Linked DNA regions of Homo sapiens: region 1 is linked to region 2. The links are chromatin loops, found by intact Hi-C in ENCODE. Cell type or tissue: A673. All regions are shown on one strand. Each heading gives the region's core, and the rest is flanking DNA. Links, peaks and the distances in the headings are about the cores only.

Evidence for each region. Peaks named below come from ENCODE experiments on the same cell type or tissue, not always from the same donor. Only the 100,000 strongest peaks of a DNase experiment are listed, where the experiment ranks them.
Region 1: it touches region 2 in a loop (5-fold over the local background); 13 of 110 quality-filtered maps call a loop at or near these places.

Annotation. Positions count from the first base shown.
Region 1 is chrX:55,050,877-55,063,571 of GRCh38, forward strand. It overlaps a transcript of PAGE2B not described here and the pseudogene HDGFL3P1. Among named protein-coding and RNA genes, the nearest start is that of PAGE2B, 18 kb to the right of the region's middle. In A673, for the core only: CTCF peaks have their summits at 6,949 and 7,155; no DNase peak of the experiment used is centred there.
Region 2 is chrX:53,308,554-53,320,396 of GRCh38, forward strand. All of the region lies in intron 1 of IQSEC2 (IQ motif and Sec7 domain ArfGEF 2), which reads right to left. Among named protein-coding and RNA genes, the nearest start is that of IQSEC2, 6.9 kb to the right of the region's middle. RefSeq lists silencers at 9,033-9,082, 9,093-9,192. In A673, for the core only: CTCF peaks have their summits at 6,423, 9,110 (motif pointing right) and 9,314; DNase peaks (open chromatin) are centred at 7,888 and 9,118; H3K4me3 peaks cover 31 bases; H3K27me3 peaks cover 1,694 bases.

The DNA of each region.
Region 1 (12,695 bases), core at 4,563-9,562, 1.7 Mb after region 2:
TTAGTTGATGCAGTTTCTTCTTAGCCTTGATGGTCTTTACAATTTGGCATGTTTTTGCATTGGCTGGTACCGGTTGTTCCTTTCCATTTTTAGTGCTTCCTTCAGGAGCTCTTGTAGGGCAGGCCTGGCGGTGACAAAATCTGTCCGCTTTTGCTTGTCTGTAAAGGATTTTATTTCTCCTTCACTTATGAAGCTTAGTTTGGCTGGATATGAAATTCTGGATTGAAAATTCTTTTCTTTAAGAATGTTGAATATCGGCCCCCACTCACTTCTGGCTTGTAGAGTTTCTGCTGAGAGATCCACAGTTAGTCTGATGGGCTTCCCTTTGTGGGTCACCCGACCTTTCTCTCTGGCTGCCCTTAACATTTTTTCCTTCATTTCAACTTTGGTGAATCTGACAATTATGTGTCTTGGAGTTGCTCTTCTCGAGGAGTATCTTTGTGGCATTCTCTGTATTTCCTGAATTTGAATGTTGGCCTGCCTTGCTAGATTGGGGAAGTTCTCCTGGATAATATCCTGCAGAGTGTTTTCCAAGTTGGTTCCACTCTCCCTGTCACTTTCAGGTACACCAGTTAGACATAGATTTGGTCTTTTCACATAGTCCCATATTTCTTGGAGGCTTTGTTCATTTCTTTTTATTCTTTTTTCTCTAAACTTCTATTCACGCTTCATTTCATTCATTTTATCTTCCATCACTGATACCCTTTCTTCCAGGTGATTGCATCAGTTACTGAGGCTTGTGCATTCGTCACGTAGTTCTCATGCTGTGGTTTTCAGCTCCATCAGGTCTTTTAAGGACTTCTCTGCATTGGTTATTCTAGTTATCCAGTCGTCTAATTTTTTTTCAAAGTTTTTATCTTCTTTGTCATTTGTTCGAACTTCCTCCTTTAGCTCGGAGTAGTTTGGTCTTCTGAAGCCTTCTTCTCTCAACTCATCAAAGTCATTCTCCATCCAGCTTTGTTCCATTGCTGGTGATGAGCTGCGTTCCTTTGGAGGAGGAGAGGTGCTCTGATTTTTAGAGTTTCCGGTTTTTCTGCTCTGTTTTTTCCACATCTTTGTGGTTTTATCTACCTTTGGTCTTTGATGATGGTGACGTACAGATGGGTTTTTGGTGTGGATGTCCTTTCTGTTTGTTAGTTTTCCTTCTAACAGTCAGGACCCTCAGCTGCAGGTCTTTTGGAGTTTACTGGAGGTCCACTCCAGACCCTGTTTGCATGGGTATCAGCAGTGGTGGCTGCAGAACAGCGGATATTGGTGAACCACAAATGCTGCTGCCTGATCGTTCCTCTGAAAGTTTTGTGTCAGAGGAGTACCCGGCCGTGTGAGGTGTCAGTCTGCCCCTACTGGGGGGTGCCTCCCAGTTAGGCTACTCATGGGTGAGGGACCCACTTGAGGAGGCAGTCTGCCCATTCTCAGATCTTAAGCTGTGTGCTGGGAGAACCACTACTCTCTTCAAAGCTGTCTGACAGAGACATTTAAGTCTGCCGAGGTTATTGCTGTCTTTTGTTTGTCTGTTCCCTGCCCCCAGAGGTGGAGCCTACAGAGGCAGGCAGGCCTTCTTGAGCTGTGGTGGGCCCCACCCAGTTCGAGCTTCTGGGCTGTTTTGTTTACCTACTGAAGCCTGGGCAATGGCAGGCACCCCTCCCCCAGCCTGGCTGCCACCTTGCAGTTTGATCTCAGATTGCTTTGCTAGCAATGAGCGAGGCTCCTTGGGCATAGGACCCTCCAACTCAGGTGCGGGATATAATCTCCTGGTGTGCCATTTGTTAAGCCCGTTGGAAAAGTGCAGTATTAGGGTGGGAGTGACCCGATTTTCCAGGTGCCATCTGTCACCCCTTTCTTTGACTAGGAATGGGAATTCCCTGACCCCTTGTGCTTCCCGGGTGAGGCGATGCCTCGCCCTGCTTCGGCTCACACACGGTGCACTGCACCCACTGTCCGACACTCCCCAGTGAGATGAACCCAGTACCTCAGTTGGAAATGCAGAAATCACCCGTCTTCTGCGTCGCTCATGCTGGGAGCTGTAGACTGGAGCTGTTCCTATTCGGCCATCTTGGCTCCACCACAGTTTTCTTCTGAGATGTTTTTTGCTTATTGATTATTAGTAGTTATTTTAAAACTTCCTAATTTTTATCTTTTGTACTTCTACAATGTGGCAAATATTTTTGAGGTTGTTGTTTGCATTTTACATATGTTTATGTTCTTTAAAATCTCTGTTAAATAGCAAAGACATGGAATCAACCCAAATGCCCATCAGTGATAGACTGGATAAAGAAAATATCATACATATACACCATGGAATTCTATGCAGCCATAAAAAGGAATGAGATCATGTCCTTTGCAGGAACACAAGTGAAGCTGGAAGCCATCATCCTCAGCAAACTAACACAGGAACAAAAAACCAAGCACCGCATGTTCTCACTCATAAGTGGGCACTGAACAATGAGAACACATGGACACAGGGAGGGGAACAACACACACTGGGGCCTGTCAAGGGGGCGAGGGGAGGGAGAGCATCAGAATAAATAGCTAATGCATGCAGGGCTTAATACCCAGGTGATGGGTTAATAGGTGCAGCAAACCACCATGGCACCCATTTACCTATGTGACAAACTTGCACATCCTGCACATGTATCCTGGAACTTAAAATAAAATTTTAAAAAACTCTATTGAAATGTAGCACATATACAGAGAGGTGCATAAGTCATACATGTACAGTTCAATATATATTTTCACAATTTCAGTATACTTGTATAATCAGCATACAGAGGAAATAACAACATGGTCACCATCCCAGGAATTCTTCCCATGTCCATTTTAAATTATTACCCTGTCCCCTATCCTGACATATTTTTTCTACATTCCAATGCATTGATTCTGCAAAAACAATACATCTATTTCTTATTTTTTCACAGTAAAATTTTATACTACAAACCTCATATACTTACTTGAAAGATGTTCCAAGAATAAGCAGAATGAGATTAATAAAACCCAAATTGACTAAATGGGTTCTCACAATATAAGCTGGCATAAAAATAAATAAATTTATCTATTTTCAGCCAGGTGCGGTGGCTCATGCCTGTAATCCCAGCACTTTGGGAGGCCAAGGCAGGTGGATCACAAGGTCAAGAGATCAATACCATCCTGGCTAACACAGTGAAACCCTGTCTCTACTAAAAATACAAAAATTAGCTGGGTGTGGTGGCACGCACCCGTAGTCCCAGCTACTTGGGAGGCTGAGGCAGTTGCTTGAACCTGGGAGGCGGAGGTTGCAGTGAGCCGAAATCATGCCACTGCACTCCAGCCTGGGCGACAGAGTGAGACTCCATCTTAAAAAAAACAAAAAAAAACAAGACAAACCAACAACAACAACAAAAATTATCTATTATCACAGTAGCGACAATAATGCATACATAATAGTGACTTATGGATCAATGTTAACTATTCTAATTCTACTTTCCAAAGAAAACAGCAGTTCATTTTAAAAGTCTATTTACATGTCAGTGTTTTGTCTGGTTTTCCAGAGGACTGCTGCTAATTCCAGCATTAAAATGTAAAGTATCCACTTTGAGTGATTAGCTCAAATTGTGTTGGCATTGGGAAAAAATAAATCATTGCTTTTATTTTGGAATAACACAGAAAGACTCACTTCACATATAGAAACTGAGTCTGTGTTGTACATAACAACATGAGTTTGGGAAGTAAAGCTTTCAGCTAACTATTTCTAATACTGAATAGATATTTTACAACATAAACTTTACACATGGCCTCAAAACTGAAATCGAATTATAATTTCATCTTCAGTATGCCGCATTATATATTTAAGAATTACTTCCTAAGTTCTGTCATAGACAGAAAACCCCATTCTTAAGCATTGTGTTGAGTGGTCATTTAAAAGAAAAACTTATTTTTAACTAAGTATTTGGTGATGGTGGGGGCCAGAGAATGGTAGATATAACTGCCTTGATAAAAGGATCTTCGATATGCACAAATCTGTGCAAAAATCTTGATAATCCTTTATGGTTAAGGGCAACTTCATGCAACCAAATGACATGAAATTAAATCAATAACCTTTAAAAAGGATAACGTATTTTTTTCAACCACAACAGAGAGGAATATGAATAATGTACATAAAAACTGGGGTTCTGTCGATAATAGCAAGGACTATGTGTTGGTTCATATAAAATCTAAGAACATCGGCCAGGCGCGGTGGCTCACGCCTGTAATCCCAGCACTTTGAGAGGCCAAGGTGGGTGGATTGCCTGAGGTCAGGAGTTCGAGACCAGCCTGGTCAACATGACAAAACCTCATACCTACTAAAAATACAAAAATTAGCCAGGCATGGTGCTGCATACCTGTAGTCCCAGCTACTCGGAGGCTGAGGCAGGAGAATCTTTTGAACAGGGGAGGTGAAGGTTGCAGTGAGCCGAGATCATGCCACTACACTCCAGCCTGGGCGACAGAGTAAGACTCCGTCTCAGAAAAAAAAAAAAAAAGTATATATATATAAACATAAGACAACCAAACATTTAATTTTCTTATGATTTCTTTTAATATGCAGCATTGATTATGGTAGGTAGGTCCCTTCACTGGTTTTCTGCAAGTTTGAAGCTGTGTTTCTTGTGTCATTGCAGGCATTTCCATCTTCAGATCTGCTTTTATCTCTTCTTTGCATTCTTTGTCATCTTCATCTCCAGGAGATTTCTGGAAATGTTTAGAGGGCTTCTTTGAAGTGTATGACTTTATTTTTTCTTTTAGACTGCTTTTTCATTCTTTCTTTTGCTTTTTCCGTCTTCTTCTACTCTATCACCTTCTTCCTCATTGCTTGCCCTGGCAGTGTCTTCTACCTCAGTTTCTGAAGACTATTGTTGCTGAATTGCCTGGCATCCAGTAAACTTTATTCCTGGGTTGTTTTCTATTTCCCACAATCCTTCATTAAATCCTTTCTATTTGTTTGACTTTCTAACTGTCTTTGTATTTCTTATATGGGAAAAGGTCTTTGGAAACTAGAAATGCAGTCATGGAAGCCAAAAAAAAAAAAAAACTTCAGCTTTACCTCAAGATAATTTAGGAGAAGTTCGTTGTTTTTAATCTGTGGATATGAGTGATGTTAGCTGATGTGGAGTGCACTGCAGGGTTTCAGTACCAGTGTAGTAATATGGACAGCTGGGCCTCTGAAAGAGAGAGCAGGTGTGGATGAGTATGAGTAGAGACACCTCGATCATTTGGGAGTGGAGAAGAAGTTGGGGGGCATATCCTTAGCTCTTCAAGCTCTTTCCTCAAAATTTACCCACGAGTCCCCTCCTTTCAATTACTCTGTTTCCCACAGAGAAGATAATAGTAGCAATATCCTTCTTCTACATTTCCCCCAAGGCCCTGTGGTCCTGAGGTTGGGAGAGTGGTGGGAGAGAAAGGATAAGAGAGGAATGGGAGAGAACATGGAAACCCTGAAGTCCAGGTCAGTAGAAGAGGTAGGAGTCTTTTAGGCCAAAGAAAAGAGGACCCAAGTATTTCCTTGAACTTCGTAGCAACCAAGGATTAGACTACAGCAATGGAGAATCTTGAGGCAAGCCAGATAGTTGCAGAGAGCCCATCTGAGGGACAAATATAGGGCTTATCTTAGAGTTAGATTTCTAGAAAGCCCCTTAAGATGGGATAAGGGTCACAGAGTGGGCAATTGTGGGAGGGTTCCTGGTGGAGGTTGGGGATTGGAGTGATGGCCTGGGGGTGATTTAAAGTAAGAACACAATACTGGACTGAAGAAGATGGGGAAGGGTTCCAGCAAGAAAGCCTCCCTTCAGAGTGCAATGTGGAGGCAGCAGCTGCAGTGCCCGAGAGCCTGAGTTTTGGAATACCTGCCACTATGGATTCTAGAAGTAGTGCCAGATTTCTTCCTTGTAGTAGTGAATTTCTTCCCTGTCCTCATTTATTTCAATAGGGTAGAGGCAGGAGAGGAAGAAAAGATGGAGCCTTTTGCCTATGATTAATAATAAAACCACTGTATTCTAGAAACAGAGAGAGGCAGGATGAGGTACAAAGAAAGATACCTGTTCTGCCGAAGATTCTCAGTCTCTGGATCTCTTGTCAAGATAACCTTATATTTACTCGCATATGGCTGAATTGACTAGTTAGTACCAAATTGATGCAGAGAGGAAGGAAGACAAGGGGGTAGGAGCATACACAGGTGGGATTAATTTTACTCAACTTCACCAACAGACTTTGTTCATTTCTGGTGGGGGATGGCTGTAGTGGTAGAGAAATAGACTGTGGTGGGAAAGGGGAGAGGGGATAAGGTATAACATTTTCTGGCCCTTCCTCCCCCGTTTTGTGTTTTTCCTTTTCTCTCCTCTCATGACCAGAAGTCTAGACAGGAAGCAGAGGTCGGTTACCAGGGAAACTGAAGCTGAGTATGCTTGATTCACGAGCTTGTGAGATAAAAGCAAAATTGCTACTCAAAATGCAAGACTGTATGGAGGATGGGTATTAACCAAATAAGCAAAGATTTATTCATCCTTATAATTATTGTACATAGATATATAAATCCACAAAGATGAATAGCTTTTCCTAAATGTTTAGTTGAGAATCAGTCTATGGAATGGCCTTGAATCCTGCCCCTGCCGCCTTCCATTCTCACTGCTGGCCCCATGCTGTCAGTCTCCCAACATGCCTTATGTCTGAGTATGATGGAGTCCTAATGATATTGCCTCTGTACGTGGCTCTGTCAGTTACAGGGAAAGAAACTAAGGGAAAAAGGAAGCATCAATTCACCTAGCTTTAAAAGCAACAGAGAGATAAACCTCAACCATCAAAATCTTTCCCTAGAATTCCACCTAAAAATCCCAGCAAATCTAACCAAAGTACTGGTCTTTCAATGTCTAATTAATATGTATTTGTTTTGGGTCCAGTATCAAAGAGTTCTACGAAAATGCAATTAGAATACATCACCATTCCTTATACGCTGCTGCCCCTAGTGTAACACATGTGGATTGCACTCTCTTGACAGTTGTAGCCAGTTATTCCATTTCACTGCTGTATGACGGGTTTTAGACTTGTATCTGTATTTTTTAAGATATGCAGTTGAATATTTCTGTTAATCTTTTTGATTATAGAGAAATGAAGCAGATAGCCTACCACTGGCCATAATATTTTTCTGATGGGAAAATACATTCTGCTCTGTGGCAACTGCTTTCTGATGCAGTCTCTATTGTTGCATTTTAATAAAAATCATCCTCTGCTTGTATACTCCCATATGATTTCAGAATATTTATGCTGATGTCAACTCGGTTGTAATAATTGATCTCCACTGAGACCTTAGAAGTTAATGTGAACCTGCATTTAAAGTTTAATTAGGGAGTAAAAAGTGTCGGGGGGTGTTCATATCTGTCTGTACTCTCTTCTACAACTGGAAAACTTTCCCTAAAAAACAAAAAACTTGTATTTGAGTAGTGGTGTGTGTGTGTGTGTGTTTGTAGATGGGGCATAAAGGTAGAGTGATAAGAATTGACAAGCACCAATATTTATTGAGCACTACTAGGTGTGATATAATTTGCATTATTTTATCTGAGTATTACATACAAGCAATAAGTTGGGTTTTGGTGCAGTCATTGAACCTTTCACCTGCCATTTTTTAAATTGTATGAGGCTAATTCCTTGTGGATAGCAGGGTGAACAGAAATGTTATTGGTACTGAGATCTTTCTGTCACTTTTAGTTGCCATAGCCCTTTGTAGTTTAGAGAAACTTCTGATAAGGAAATTAATTCTCACAGGCTAGGCTTGCTTTCCATGCAATACTTCGTTTAACCCTTCCTACAAACACTTTGATGTAGATACTATTACTATCTTGAATTTACAGTTGAGGTACTTGGAGATGAGAAGAGCCCAAACCCAGGTCTTCCTGTTTCTGAAGACTGTGTTTTTCTGCCTCCCTTATGTAGTAAAACCGGAGAACAGTCTGGAGTGTTAGTCTTCGAAAATTTTATTGATGCTATGCACAAACATTTCCTGAAACACCAGGGAGACCCTGACATATCTCAATTCTTCCTCAAAAAGGACCATTATATATATATAAATTAACTGCCCTCCACCCACTAATTGAGCACTCATTTCTCCATTCAGTCCTCTCTTCACAAAAAAAAAGGAGAAATATTGAATGCCTTCAGGATTGAGAAGCTAAATCTGATGAAATTAGCGTGGGACATTAGCATGGTATATTAGTTTGCTAGTGCTGCAATAACAAAATACCACAGAATGGGTGACTTAAACAACAGACATTCATTTTCTCACAGTTCTGGAGGCTGGAAGTCCAAGATCGAGGTATATATAGGCTTAGTTTCTTCTGAGGTCTCTCTCTCTTTGGCTTTCAGATAGTCACCTTCTCACTGTGTCCTTACATAGTCTTTCTTCTGTACCTATGCACCCCTGCTGTTTCTCTGTGCATACAAATTTCCTCTTCTTATAAAAGCATCAGTTAGATTGGATTAGGGCCACCTAAAGGTTTCGTTTTTACTTAATCACATCTTTATAGGCTTGATATCCAATTACAGTCATATTCTGGAGTAATAGAAGTTAGAGCTTCTCAAGTAGCACTTCAATTAATTAATTAGCTAATTAATTTTTAATTGAAAAATACAAATTATATATATATGAGGTGTAACTTGATGTTTTGACATATGTGTACAATGTGGAATGATTAAATCAAGCTAACTAATGTATCCATTGCCTCATATAATATCTATTGCAGTAAGAACATTTAAAATCTACTTCTTTAGCAATTTCAAGTATATGATACATTATAATTTGCTATAATCAGTCACCATACTGTACAATAGAGCTCTATAACTTATTTCTCCTTCCTAACTGAAACTTTGAACCCTTTGACCAACATTTCCCCATTTCCTACAACCTCCTGCCAACCCCTGGTAACCACCATTCTACTCTCAGTTTCTATCAATTAGATTTTTTTAGAGTCCACATATAAATGAGATCATGCAGCATTTGCCTTTCTGTGTCTGGTTTACTTCGCTTAGCATAATGTCCTCCAGGTTTATGTGGATTGTTGCAAATGAAAGGATTTTCTTCCTTCTTAAAGCTGAATAGTATTCCATTGTGTGTGCCCGTCTCTGTGTGTGTATACTCCACATTTTCCCTATCTATTGATTCATTGATGGACACTTAGGCTGATTCCATATCTTGGCTATTGTGAATAATACTGCAATGAACATGGAAGTGCAGGTATGTCTTTGACATAGTGACTTTACTTCCTTTGGGTATATAGCTAAAAGTGAAATGGCTGAATCATACAATAACTCTATTTTTAATTTTTTGAGGAATCTCCTTACCGTTTTTCATAATAGCTGAACTGGTTTACATTCCCACTAATAGTGCTCAATATCCCCCCAACACTTGTTATCTTTTGTTTTTTAATGATGGTAGATATTCTAATGGGTGTGAGGTGATATATCATTGTGGCTTTAATTTGTGTTTCTCTGATGATTAGTGATATTGAGCACATTTTTATGTAACTGTCAGCAATTTGGATGTCTCCTTTGGAAAAATATCTATTCAGGTCCTTTGCCCATTTTTAAATCAGGTTATTTATTTTCTTGCTATTGAGTTGTCTGATTTCCTTATATATTTTGGATATTAACCCGTTATCAGATATGTAGTTTGCAAATATTTTCTCTCATTGTGCAGGTTGCATCTTCACTCGATTGTTTCTTTTTCCATGCAAAAGCTTTTTACTTTGATGCAATCCATTTGTCTATTTTTGCTTTTGTTGCCTATGCTTTTGGGGTAATATCCCAAAAATCTTTGCCAGGACAGATGCTAATAAGCTTTCCTCTATGTTTTCTTTCAGTACTTTTACAGTTTTAGGTCTTATATTTAAGTCATTAATCCATTTTGAGTTGATCTCTGGTTTTTTTTGTGTGTATTTTTTTTGTTTTAGTAAATTATATTTTCAGTAAGTTTTCAATAACCAAATTGAAAAGTGTGTCTATTTATTCCTGACTAGGCTAAGACATGTAGAAATATATCACTACTGTTCAACTGTTGGGAGTAGGGAGGCAATGAACACAAGGAAACTCAGACAGAAAAAGAAATGTAAATTAACATCTCAAAATATTATATTATTACTTTAAAATTATTTAGTAAATCACATGGTCTTCTTATTTGAAAGAGAGGAACTGTGGGATGGTAAGGGTGTACAGAGGGTAGCTGCTAGTGAAAGTCCAGTGGGCTCCAAATATTCTATAAAATCACAATATAATGTATAAGAGAAAGAAGAATAAAGGAATGAGCTACTTTATTTTCATATGATTTCTTTTAAAATAGTGATTTGTAACACCTGTTTCTCTTTTCTTATTCTTTGCAACTTCTATTTCAGGTTCAAGGGGTACATTTGTAGGTTTGTTACATGGGTAAGTTATGCGTCGTAGGGGTTGGCGTACAGATAATTTTGTCACCCAGGTAATCAGCATAGTACCTGATAGGTAGTTTTTCAATCCTCACCCTCCTCCTGCTCTCTACTCTCAAACAGACCCTAGTGTCCATTGTTCTTTTTAAATATTTTTTATTTTTAATTTTGTGAGTATATAGTAGGTATATGTATTTGTGGGTTACATGAGATATTTCGTTACAGGCATGCAAAGTGTAATAATCACATCAGGGTAAATGGGGTATCCATCACTTCAAGCATTTATCCTTTGTGTTACAAACAATCTAATTATACTCTTTTAGTTATTTTAAAATGTATGATTAAATTATTATTGACTGTAGTCACCCTGTTGTGCTAGCAAATATTAGGTCTTATTCATTCTTTCTAACTATATTTTTGCGCCCATTAACCATCCCCAGTTCCCTGCCACTTCACCACTACACTTCTTAGCCTCTGGTTACCACCCTTCTACTCTATCTCCATGAGTTCAATTATTTTAATTTTTAGCTGTCACAAATAAGTGAGACCATGTGAAGTTTGTCTTTCTGTAACTGGCTTATTTCACTTAACATAATGACCTCCAGTTCCATCCATGTTGCTGCAAATGACTGGATCTCATTCGTTTTATGGCTGAATAGTACTCCATTGTGTATAAGTACCACGTTTTCCTTATCCATTCATATGTTGATGGACACTTAGGTTGCTTCCAAATCTTGGATATTGAGAATAGTGCTGCTGTAAACATGGGAATGCACATATCTCTTCGTTATCCTGATTTTCTTTCTTTTGGGTATATACCTGGGAATAGGATTGTTGGATCGTATGGTAGCTCTATTTTTAGTTTTCTTGAGGAACCTCCAAACTGTTCTCCATAATGGTTGTACTAATTTACATAGCCACCAACAGTGCAGGGGAGTTCCCTTTTCTCCACATCCTCACTAGCATTTATCATTGCCTGACTTTCAGGTAAAAGCCATTTTAACTGGGTTGAGAAGATATCTCATTGTAGCTTTAATATGCATTTCTCTGATGATCAATTATATTGAGCATCTTTTCATATACCTGTTTGCTATTTGTATGTCTTCTTTTGAGAAATGTCCATTCAGGTCTTTTGCCCATTTTTAAATGAGACGATTAGATTTATTTCCTATAGAGTTCTTTGAGCTCCTTATGTATTCTGATTATTAATTCCTTGTCAGATGGGTAAGTTGCAAATGTTTGTCCCATTATGTGGGTTGCCGCTTCACTTTGTTGATTGTTTCCTTTGCTGTGCAGAAGCTTTTAAACTTGATGTAATTCAATTTGTCCATTTTTGCTTTGGTTGCCTGTGCTTGTGGGATATTGCTCACGAAATCTTTGTGCAGTCCAGTGTCCTAGAGAGGTTCCCCAATGTTTTCCTTTGGTGGTTTCATAGTCTGAGGTCTTATAATTTAAGTCTTTAATACATTTTGATTTGATTTTTGTATATGGTGAGAGATAGGGGTGTAGTTTCATTCTTTTGCATGTGGATATCCAGTTTTCACAGCACTATGTATTAAAGAGACTGTCCTTTCACTAGTGTATGTTCTTGAGAACTTAGTCAAAAGTGAGTTTGCTGTAGATGTGTGAATTTATCTCTGGGTTTTCTATACTGTTCCATTGGTCTGTGTGTCTGTTTTTATGCCAGTACTGTGTTGTTTTGGTTACTATAGCTCTGTAGTGTAATTTAAAGTCAGGTAATATGATTCTTCCATGTTTGTTCTTTTTGCTCAGTATAGCTTTGGCTATTCTGTGTCTTTTGTGGTTCCATATAAATTTTAGAGTTTTTTTCTATTTATATGAAGAATATCATTGGTATTTTGATAGGGATTGCATCAAATCTGTAGATTGTTTTGGGTAGTATGGACATTTAAAAATATTGATTTTCCCAATCCATTAACATTTAATTTCTTGCATCAATGTTTTATAGTTTTTATTGTAGAGATCTTTTACTTCTTTGGTTAAGCAAATTCCTAGTATTGTATTTTGTGTATATTGTAAATGGGATTACTTTTTAAAATTTCTTTTTCTGATTGTTCGCTGTTAGCATATAGAAATGCTACTGATTTTTGTATGTTGATTTTGTATCCTGAAATTTTCCTGAATTTGTTTATCAGTTTATTAGTTTTCTCGTGGAGCCTTTAGGTTTTTCCAAACATAAAATCACATCTCTGCAAACAAGGATGATTCGACTCCTTCCTTCCCCTTTTAGAGGTCCTTTATTTCTCTCTTGTCTGATTG
Region 2 (11,843 bases), core at 6,250-11,249:
TTATTTTTACAGAATAGAATGCAAATGTAATCTACATTGCTAGATACACAAGTACAGAACATAGAGACTGGGAGGTGGAAGAGGGGAAGGAGAGATGGAGGGAAGGATGGCACTAATAACTATGTCTTACAAAGTACGTGGTCAAGAGATGCTGTGGAAAACTGATGAAATAAGAAGTCAGTTTAAAATAGTACTTAATAAAGTTACAAAGGTAACTAATAGAGGAGCCCACACAATAATAAAACTCTCAAAATCTGGGAGGGGCCGGGCGCAGTGGCTCACCCCTGCAATCCCAGCACTCTGGAAGACCGAAGGATGAGGATCACTTGAGCCTAGGAGCTCGAGACCTAACTGGGCAACATAGCGAGACCCCGTCTCTAAAAAAAAAAAATAAATAAAACTTTGCCAGGTGTAGTGGCATGCACCTGTGGTCCTAACTACTCAGGAGACTGAGGCAGGAAGATTGCCTGAGTTCAGGAGTTTGAGGTCATAGTGAGCTGTGATCACACCATTGTACTCCAGCCTGGACCACTGAGCAAGACCCTGTCTCAAAAAAAAAAAAAAAAAAAAGTGGGAAGGAGTGTTGAGAAAGAGTCAGCTGTTGTAAATAAGCTAAATTATTTTGTCATGGTAGGAAAAAGTCAAGATAATGTTTAAAGTTGATAAATAGGAAATACCCATTCAAGCACGTTATTTAGAGATATGAAGTTACCGCCAGAAGAACTAAATGGGAAAAGTGGTTGCATCTGGGGCTGAGAAGCAGGGGATAGGAAGACGTCAGTTTTTTACTACATGAGTCCTTATGTACTACTTTGCCTTTTGAAAATTGTGCATGTGCATTGCTTTGATTTAGTTTGTCAAAACAAGCCCTTCTCTTTCTTTAGAACTCTGGCTTCCACACTGTAAATATGAAATGGGCAGGCTGATGATTCTGGGTGACATGAGGTCCTGTTCTCCAATATCTATGCTTCTTTTGAGAACAGGAGGTAAGAGAGGCGGGTGACGGGTTGGCCCCTCCTAACTAACCCCTTGGTTCCTCACAGCCATCCACACAGATACTGTCTTGGCTGCCCCAGCCTGCTCCACCTCTGGTCCTCTTCAAATCCCACCATCGCCAGTCCAGCCTCTTCAGCCTTACTTTCATTCAACTATTTACACCCATTAGTTATTTATACCTGCTTGAGTCACAAAGGATTTGAGGGTGCTTACTCCAAGAACACAGAATAGAAATTGAACTCGAAAATAAGTCCAAAAAAGAAATCAACAAAGATGCTAGAGCTATGCTTCAAATTAACTGGTGGCTGAGGCAAAAAGGAAGATACAATGAGCTATGACAGCCTCACATTAGGAAGGAAGAAATATACCAGTTTTCAGGGGAAGCAAAGCTTTGATTCGTTAAGTCATTGTCCATGGGAGATTTCATGAAAGAGAAGAAAAATGACTATTTACGGAGCACCTACAGTATCAGGGAATGCCATCGAAATTATCTATTTACGGAGCACCTACAGTATCAGGGAATGCCATCGAAATTACCTTGGCTAACCTTGAGAAATATGCCAGGCATGGTGGCTCACGCTTATAATCCCTGCACTTTAGGGGGCCGAAGTGGGAGGATTGCTTGAGCCTAAGAGTTCAAGACCAGCCCAGGCAACAGAGGGAGACTCTGTCTCTACAAAAAAAATTAGCCGGTCATGGTAGTGCATGTCTGTGGTCCAAGCAACTTGGGAGGCTGAGGTAGGAGGATCACTTGAACCCAGGATGTCGAGGCTGCAGTGAGCTGTGATCGCACCACTGTTCTCCAGCCTGGCTGATAGAAAGAGACCCTGTCTCAAAACAAGCAAGCAAGCAAACAAACAAACAAAAAACTTGAGAAATAGGCATAATAGGCATTGTTATCCCATTTTACAGAAAAACTAAAATTCAGAAAAGGTAAAATGACCTAGCTGAGGCCATCCTGCGGGTTGGGGTGGAACATAGATTCAAATCCAGGTCTGTCTGTCTCCAAAGCTCGTTCTTTATGTATCATATCATCGAGCCTCAAAACAAAGACACCCGGGGTAGAGCTGCCCAGCCCAAGGTAATGGGGATATACTAAAGACAGACACAGGTCCACCCTCTTCCATGAAAACAGAAAAACAGGGATGAGAGACCTGGCTGTCAGGCCAGAAACTGCCTCTGAGCTGCCTCAGTTACAGTAAATGAAGCCACGTAAGACAAAAAACAGCAGAAAGAAGGCTGGGCCTGAGCTAGGGGGAGAAAGAGAACAGCACATTTAAGAAAAGATGCACTGGGCGCAGTGGCTCACACCTGTAATCCCAACATTTTGGGAGGCCGAGGTGGGCGGATCACCTGAGGTCGGGAGTTCGAGACTAGCCTGACCAACATGGAGAAACCCTGTCTCTACTAAAAATACAAAATTAGCTGGGTGTGGTGGTGCATGCCTGTAATCCCAGCTACTCGGGAGGCTGAGGCAGGAGAATCCCTTGAACCCAGGAGGCGGAGGTTGCAGTGAGCCGAGATCGCGCCATTGCACTCCAGCCTGGGTGACAGAACGAGAGACTCCATCTCAAAAAAAAAAAAAAGAAAAGAAAAGAAAAGATGCTCTGAATGCTGGCATTCATACTAGGGTGACTCTTCTAATCAGCGTTCTCTTTTCTGCTCACACCCTGACTGGCCTTATACAAGTCCTTTCTCTCTCTGGGCCTCAGTCTTTTCATCTGTAAAATGAATAGCTTCAGTTGGATGATTTGTCAGAGTCCTTCCAACTTGTGATTTCTTGATTTCTATGCTGGTATTATTAAAACCCTACTGGTCATGAACGCTGCCACTCCTCTGAGCTTCCAGAGCAGGCTGCGCTCCCCTCCATCATCATCTTTCTCCCCACATAGGTTATCTCTACTCCCACTGCCCAAGCACAGGCCTGATCATCTCTCATCTAGACTGCTGTACCAGCCTCCTCCCTGGATACCCTCCAATCTATCTTCCAAACTGCCCTCTAGGGGGATCTCTCCAAAACGTGGCTCTTGACATGTTCTCCCACACCACAATAAGCACCTCTCCCCCAGTTTAAAATGCTACTTGGCCAGGCATGGTGGCTCATGCCTGTAATCCTAGTACTTTGGGAGGCCAGGGCAGGTGGCTCACCTGAGGTCAGGAGTTTGAGACCAGCCTGGCCAATATGGCAAAACCCTGTCTCTACTAAAAATACAAAAATTAGCCAGGCATAGTGGCACACGCCTGTAATCCCAGCTACTCGGGAGGCTGAGGCAGGAGAATTGCTTGAACCTGGGGCGGGGAAGAGGCTGCAGTGAGCTGAGATCACGCCACTTCACTCCAGCCTGGGCGAAAGAGCAAAACTCCGTCTCAAAAAAATAAAAACAAAAACAACACAAAAACAAAACAGCAGAAAGCTCCTGACGCTGCTAGTGAAGTGTCCTCAAGATGTGAGCCGGCCAACCCTCCAGACTCCCCTGCGAGTCTCTCTGTTTGTGCTCTAGTTTGTACTGAACTCATAAAAAAACAAAACAAACAAACAAAAAACCTCCCCATACACATATCCTGCTGGGCCCATACCTCTGTGTGTTTGCTCATGCTGGCCCCTCTGCCTTAACCTCCCTTTTGCCCCCAATTCCCACCAACCCACATGCTGTCCTTCTTCACCTAGCTAACTCAAACTCATCCTCCAAGCCTCAGCTCAGGTATCACCTCCTCCAGTAAGCCTTCCCTGACAGTCCAGGGTGATGTCTCTCCTTTGAGCACCTGTGGCCCCCTGTGCTCCCCTCTGGCATGACACACTGGATAGCACACTGCAATCGTCTATTTCCACCACCACCTTCTCCACCCAATTATGAGCACCTTGAAGCCAGGAACTATATACTAATCATAGAATTCTCTGCCTGTGATGGCACAAGGCATGGCACATCCTGGCATGCAATGTTCACTGGACTGACCTCTCTCTCTGAAATGTGGTGAGCTGCCACATGGTTTCTCCTCCTGTCCTCCCACAGCACAGAGCTTTACAGAGTTATTATTAATAATAATGGCTATCGCTGAGTAAACACATACTGTGTGCTCAGCGCTTCACCTACGTCATCTTATTTAATTTTCACAACCATCACAATGAGATGGGTTGTTTATGAATTGGCTGGCATATCAGATATACAGTTGTGAGAGATGCCTCTCAGATTTATAAGAAAATGTGGGGGAAGAGCCAAGTTAGGTACTTTTCATCACAGATATAATGACAATAATTCTAAAGTGGTTATATGAAGGAAAATATTGGTTTTATTCAGGTGAATGCAGTATGCTGTATCCTGGAATCCAGCAGGAAATCACAGGGCCTGGATATGCAGTCCTATCACTCCTTTAAAAAGGTATAAAAATCACATCGCTCCAACGAAATGCACTAGTGAAACATTAGTGAAATGGTACCTATTAGGTGATGATAGTGATACATTTACATCTAAAATGTTGGAGGAATAATCCTGATCAGCCGTGTAGCTCTGGCTTGTCATCTTTGTTTTGAAAGGGATGCGATGCATCGGTCTTTGCATTGTTGTGTGTTTGCCACATTCCGCCTCTAGGGGGCAGGGCAGTCTCATGTATTATTTTCCATTCTCAGCTTTCCAGCCTGATCAGGACCTTGATGTACGGTATGCCAGGCAGCCAGGAAATTTTCTGATACAATTTTTTTGAGGGAGGTAGGGGGCTGGCAACATGAATCTCATGCATCAGAAAATACAGTTTTATTCCTATTTACTACTTGAGAAAACTGAGGCTCTGAAAGTGAAGTGATTTGCCTAGAGTTACACAAAGTCCTTCCATGGCACCACACTTTCTCTGAATGCTAAGGTCCCAGAGAGCTTCAGCTACTAAGCACTGGGGAATGGGCTTCCCCGTGTAAATGCTTCCAACAGGCAGGCTTGGAGAGAAACCAAATACCATGAGGAAGTTATAGTAACTGGCAAATTATGTTGCCCTAAACGAGCTTCCCCAAAAGAGGAAGTAAGTCACTTACTAAGCATTCTTCCCCATGACCAATGTTTATGATCCTGCCAGGGAACACTGCAGTGAGTGAGGCAGAGGGGCCAAGTCTTATGTCAACCCTGAGATACCATGTCCAGCTCAGGGTCTGAGCTCAAGAAAGGTTTGATGGATAAATAAGCAACTTCCCACTGGGCTGAGTGAACTGCACACAGGTCCTGTGCAGGCCTCTTTGCTCCTTTCAGAACAGAAGACTTGGCATCGAGGGTCAGGACCACAGCCTGACATGGCAGGGAGAGATAATGATCAGCAGATTGGTCTAAATGTCTCCAAAGTCTCGTCCAAGTCTGCTACCTTGACATTCTATGAATCGGAAGGCTGGTGAGCGTGAGAAGAGACAGCAAAGGCCAAAATGGCTCCAGGGAGCATGAGAAAAAAGCCACAGAAAAGCCAAAAGAATTTATTTTTCCTTAGGGATGGGATCTCAATTTGTTGCCCAGGCTGGAGTGCAGTGGCACAATCATAGTTCACTGTAACCTCAACCTCCCTGGCACAAGTGATCCTCCCGCCTTGACCTCCCAAAGTGCTGGGAGCTACTGTGCCTACCCCAAGAGAATTCTGAAGTTGTCATTTCTTACTACAGGAGTCCTGGAAGGAAGAAAAAATTAGGTACCTTTGGCTATTAGTTCAGCAGGACTCAATCAGACATTCATTTATCTACTCAGTATTTATTAAGCAGCTACTATGTGCTGTGCTATGTGTTTCCAAGCTTTTAGCTCCTTCACTCATGCCCACAGCACCTAACACAGAACCTGACACACAAAATGCACTCAGTATATGTCAGTTAAATGTAAATCTGAAGGGGGTCTCAGTCTAACAGAGGGGACATGAGATGTAAACAACCATGAAGGAATAAAAAGGGGCAATGTGCTCATTGAGAGGGTCAAGGATAGACCAAACATCAGAGACACCAGCAAACAGACATAGGAGAGGTAACAGCTGAGTCCAGCCTGGGAACTGGGTACAGCAGCCCAAGAGAAGGGAACAACATGAGCAAAGACCTAGAGGCTAGCAGAAGGCCTGAGTGGGCTAACCAGGGGGGCACACGGGTCAGCCTGGCTGGAGCATAGTCTGTACAAAGACGAGAGGAAAAAGGCAAACTGGGGACAGATCCTAAGAAGACCATGCAGGGCAGGCGGAGGAGTTCTCAGGCCAAAGAGAGAGTGAAACTACTGGAGCTGGACTGCAGAACATGGTCTGGCTGCACCTCATCAGAGGCTTGATGGAGAGAGAGCAGGAGGGGCAATCTACTAGGAGACCATGGCCAAAATTCAGGGGGTGATGGTGAGAGGGAGCCTGCCTAGAGCAGGGGTCCTGGGAGCTCTGTTGGAGGAAGCTAGAGCCACATACCTGGAGTAGCTCTGATGTCTTTAAAGCCCACCTGCGGGAGGCAGCGGTGTACCATAGGTTTGGAAGCCAGACAGTTCTGGGCTCCATCTGCCTGAATAACCTCGGGCAGGTCACTGTACCTCTCTGATCCTTGTTTCCTTGTCTGAAAAAATGAAGATAATAGGCTGGGCGCAGTGGCTCATGCCTGTAATCCCAGCACTTTGGGAGGCAGAGGTGGGCGGATCACCTGAGGTCAGGAGTTCGAGACCAGCCTGACCAACATGGTGAAACCCCGTCTCTACTAAAAATACAAAAATTAGTCGGGGGTGGTGGCACGTGTTTGTAATCCCAGCTACTCGGGAAGCTGAGGCATGAGAATTGCTTGAGCCCAGGAGGTGGAGGTTGCAGTGAGTCAAGAGTGTGCCATTGCACTTCAGTCTGGGCAACAAGAGTGAAACTCATAAAACAAACAAACAAACGAACACACCCATCTGACAGGGGCTCTGTGCAAATGAGGTAAGAAGTAGTGCTCCAGGGTGGGTTAGAACACTGCGGACCCTGAAGCCCAACTCCCTGGGCTCCTCCAGCTCCTTCACAGTTCTGCCACTTATTCATTGAGTGATCCTGGGTATGCTATCCAACCTTTCTGGGCCTCAGTTTCCTCATCTGTAAAATGGAGTTAATAACAATATCTACACGAGAGGATTCATGTGGAGATTGAATGAATTAATACATGGAAAGCGCTTAGAACAAATAGTGCTTAGCACACAGTAAGAGCAGTGAAAAAATGTTAGCTATTATTACATAAAGTCACATAGCGTGGGGCCTGGCAGAAGGCTGAGACTCACTCGGTACACGTGTGGCCTCTTCCCCATGCTCCAGGCCTTTACTCTGCGCCCAGCAAATTCAGAGACCTTGGTAGGCAGGGGTGGGACAGATGAGGAAAGGGCAGGCAGCAAGTCTGGTCTGACGTCTTCCTCCCAGCTGCCACCTCCATGAAGGGACCACTCACATTCCTTCCATACCCCTCATCCCTCACCCACCGCCCAGGTACTCAAACAGCAGCCTGGCCTGGCCTGATCCCTCCTTCCTCTGAGAACTTCCACTCCTCACCATTCTTGCCACTCATTTTGTCCTGAGTGTTGCCTCTATGGCATGGCTAGGCCTGCAACCCTGTCTCCCTGGATGGAGGGGAGCAGGGGTTCTGCAAGCGCTAAGAGTGCAGTGTTTGCTCAGCCTCGTGGCCCCTCCTGCGCTGTGCACACAGCCAAGAAATGTTTGTAGATGATAACAACCCCATTCTTGCCCCAGATCTAGATAGAGAAGCAAGACTCTCATTCTCATTAAATTCAACATTACCATTTCCTCCCACACGAAGATAATGCTCACAACACAGTGGGAGGGAAGATAAATGGTTTTCCCTCCTGGGAAGGAGAGACACCCCCTGGGAAAAGTACCCAAGACCCCAAAGGAGAGACTTCCCTGAGCCTCTCCCTGGGCTCACTGTCTCACGTGCTGTCTCTCAGTGGCCTTAGCCCCTGCGGGGAGCATGCTGACATCCCACTGCAAGCAGACGACAGCATGTGGTAGACCATACACTGCCCTAGCTGTCAAGAATACCACGTTGGGCCGGGCGTGGTGGCTCAGCACTTTGGGACGCCAAGGAGGGAGGACCGCTTGAGCCCAGGAGTTTGAGACCAGTCTGGGCAACACAGAGAGACCCCGTCTCTGCTTAAAAGAATTGGGCGGATAGCAACTAGAAGGGCCAGCCTGGTGTTCCTTTTTTGCAATTATTGCTCACTGCAGCCTCAAACTCCTGAACTCACTTGAGTAAGCTATGTTCGCAACACTGCACTCCAGCCTGAGCAGCAGAGCAAGACCCCTGTCCCAAAAACAAACCAAAACCAAAAAAAAAAAAAAAAGAAAAAGAAAAAAAACACCACCAGGCCAGCCCCTCTAGTTGCTATCTCCAAGTGTAAGCCAGCTTGCAGGGTGGATGGGGGTGGGGGTAAAGGAAGGAGAGTTGCCACCATACCAGCTTCAGCCCACCACCGCCTACAGCAGAGCCGGAGCTGGGCCCATGCAAAGAGCGTGGGAAACGCAGCTCTTCAGCGTGGAGCAACTCAGCAGGGGCCCCTAGCACTCCTATATATCACTCTAGGTGGCAGGACTGCAAGGGGGCCAAGCCAAGATCAACAACAAAAGCAGAGCTATTCTCTAATCAACCAGGCTTGGGGGGGTATGTGGACAATTCCAGGTAAAAAGACCTGAGCATTAGTCAGGACCAACGACTAAAAAGCAAGCAAACAAAACCTTCGCGTACAGAGGACCCAGGACCAAAAGGAGACAGGGACGCATCTCACTCTATCTGCACTAGAAAGGCCACACCCTGAGCACAGCAGAAGGGATACTGGCATCCTGGAACCTGTCCAGAGGGGACGGTGCAGGAGGATATGGGAATCCTGGGTGGATGACATGGATGGGGGTGGACATGACAGCTGATGTCCAATGCAGTAGAGGGAAAGTTCACAGGATTGGGAGTCTGTCTTATGAGTAATGTAAGCTCTGGTGGGCTTCACTTCTCTGATCCCCCAGTTTCTTCTGCTGTAAAATGTGGATCGTGGTGACAGAAGCACGGGATCATTGGGAGGACTAAAGAAAGTCCCTAGGCACAGCGGGGCCCCCCCAACAAGCTGCAGCTCGGCCCAGGCACCACTCTCCCCTCTTCCTCCACCAGGGGGAGCCTGGGGACCAAGAGAGCCCAGCCTGTACCCGCTCTACCTAGCCTCCCCCAATGCTGCAGCCTCTGCTGCTAAACTCCCACCCTGCCTGCCCTCGCTTCCAGCGGCTTCTCACCCACTCCTTACAAACCCAGAACAGACCTAGCAGGGGAGTCGCTTGCAGCAGCAGCAGTGACAGCAATGGCTACTGCATCAACAGGCCCTCCTGATGCCAGGCCAGGAGGGAGAGTGGAAAGGAGGGAGACAGAGCCTTCTTCCCTGCCGCTGTCAACTCCCCACTCATCCCAGACTCATCTCCTCCTGCTCAAATCCTCTAGAGACCTAAGGCTCTCCTGGCCTCTCCTAGCTCAGTGCCAGGCCAGGTCCTGAGGCTAAGAGACTCCTGTGGGTTGGAGAGCTCTAGAGAAAAAAATACCAGGCCTTGGAGACAGGAAGACTTGGGTTCTAGTCCCAGCTCCATTAGCAACTAGTAGGGTAACCTTGAGTGAGGTCCCTTCATCTTGGAGCCTCAGTTTCCCCATCTCTAAAATGCAGTTGCCAACACTCACTGCAGAAGGCTTGTTGTGAAGTCAAAAAGAGGTAATAATGGGTGTGCAAATAGTTAATATATGGTCAGGAGAGAAACTTAAAGTACTACCTAAACCCCTTTATTAATCCAGTAGGAAATGCAAAGCAAGGAAACGCAACAAGCAACCTGGGGGGGTTCACAAAAAGAGGGAAGGACCAAGAGGTAGGCCTGCACGGATAGCAGAAACATGGAGCTCAGGAGCAAACAGGCAACCAGTCAGCCAAGAGATTCAGACCAATGTCTGCAGGGTGGAGAGCCAGAGTCATGGAATCCCATAACTGGGGACGACCCAGGTCATTTCACTGGGCTTTCTACCTGATTCAGGAATCATGCTTCCTCCAGTTCTCCCAGACTCCCACCCGAGCTCCGCTGAGAGCTCCAGGTCCATCCAGCTCCCACCTCCACCTCTCGAGGCAGTCCACTGCACCACCAGAATGCCAGGTTGGAAAGTTCTTCCTAATCTATCTCAAATGTTCCCACTGTTTCGGGTTCTGCTCACTGAAGCCACACATAATGAGTCCGCTCCCTCTGTCACAGGCCTGACCCCTCTAGAAAAGTCTTCTGCAGCCAGGCTCGACCATACCCCATGCAGTCTTCCTCTGCCCCCGGCCCACCATGACCCTCCCTGAATGGACCTTGGTCTACCTCTGTCCCTCTTCCAGTGTGGCGCCCCAAGGCACACAGTCGGTCCTCCCGGACTGAGCTCGCAGCAGCCCTGCCTGGGCAGGAAAGCCCATTTCCTTTGCCCCCAGACTCCTCAGGGGCAGTCCACACTAAAATTCAGCTTAGGGTGTGCTGCAGTGGAGCCCAGCCGAGCCCTCAAGCTACAGCTGCTGCTCCTGGGGCCCAGCCATCTCAACCCAGCACCCCAGCCTGCTGCCTCACCACGGGGGAGTTGCAGAGAGCTGTCTCCCGGCAGATTTCCTGAGGCAGAAGGTTTCCCCACCCCCAGCCCAGCCTCCAAGAGACACTCCACTGGTTGTGGCACATGGTAGGACCAGCTGAGCAGTGAGAGGAGGGGGAAGCCTGTCCATTCGCTACAGGACTTCAGACTTGCTCTGTAGTGTGGCTGGATTAAACATAGAACCATCAAATCTGAGCTGGAGGGGTACTTCAAGATCATCCAAGGCAGACCTTGCCATTTAAAAAGATACGGGGGAACTGATGGCCTAAGAGAGAAAGAGACTCAGTCAAGGTCACAAAGCCAATCTGCAGCAGAGCTGGAAGGGGAACTCAGGTCTCCCAACTCCCAGCTCAGTGTTCCTTCGAATACGGCAGAAAAGAAATAAGGGAGCCTTTAGGGCAGCCTTGGGAGTCTGCACGCCCTTGACTCTCTCAGCCTGATACATGTAACCCAATCAGCTCACCATGGTATCTACACAGAAAAAGTGGACCCAGCCCATGTCCCACCAACCCAAGAGATAGTGCCAAGGTGTCCCAAATAGACACACAGACCCCAGTGCAGGAACTGGAACCGATCCAGCAGAGGGGCAATCTAGACTTCCCTTCCCGGTAGGGCTCTTTAAATGGGTGTTGTTTTTCTTGAAGGGTGGAGAGGGGGTGGACTTTGAGGAACTAGCCAAGGGCTTGGCCTCCATCTTTGCTCCCCCATCTTTGCTCCCCCCGGCCAGAATGTGCTGCAGTTCCCTTCAGAGGGATGTCTCAGCCTCCAGCAGCCATTCTGGTCCCCACCTGCCTCTTTGGTAAGGGATGGAGCTGAGGCGGCCAGAGGAGAAAAGATCAGGCAAAAAGAAAAAGGAAAAAAAAAAAAAGGCGGGGGTGGGGGGCTTTCTCTCCCCTGGGGCTCTGAGTAGACACCCTCGCCGACCATAAAAATTCCAACCAGCATACCCAAAATAAATAAATAAATGAAAACCTATCTTCTGGCAAGGATGCAGCTAGGGGTTGAAGAAGTGGAGGCGGGGGAGGCGGCGATGACTGCTCTAGTCCCTCGCTGGCCGCGGTACCGGGAAAGAAGAGACGCCTGCACTCATCTGGCCAACCCAGCCTGGGGTGGCCAGGGAAGGGGTGTCGGCTGGATGAGGGGGACCTGGCTTCTCCTGGCGGGTTGGGACAGGAGAGGAAGACACGGAACCAGACACTGGCTTCTTACTCTATCAGCTGGACAAGTTGGAGAGGGATCTAGAGGGAAGAGCCGGGGG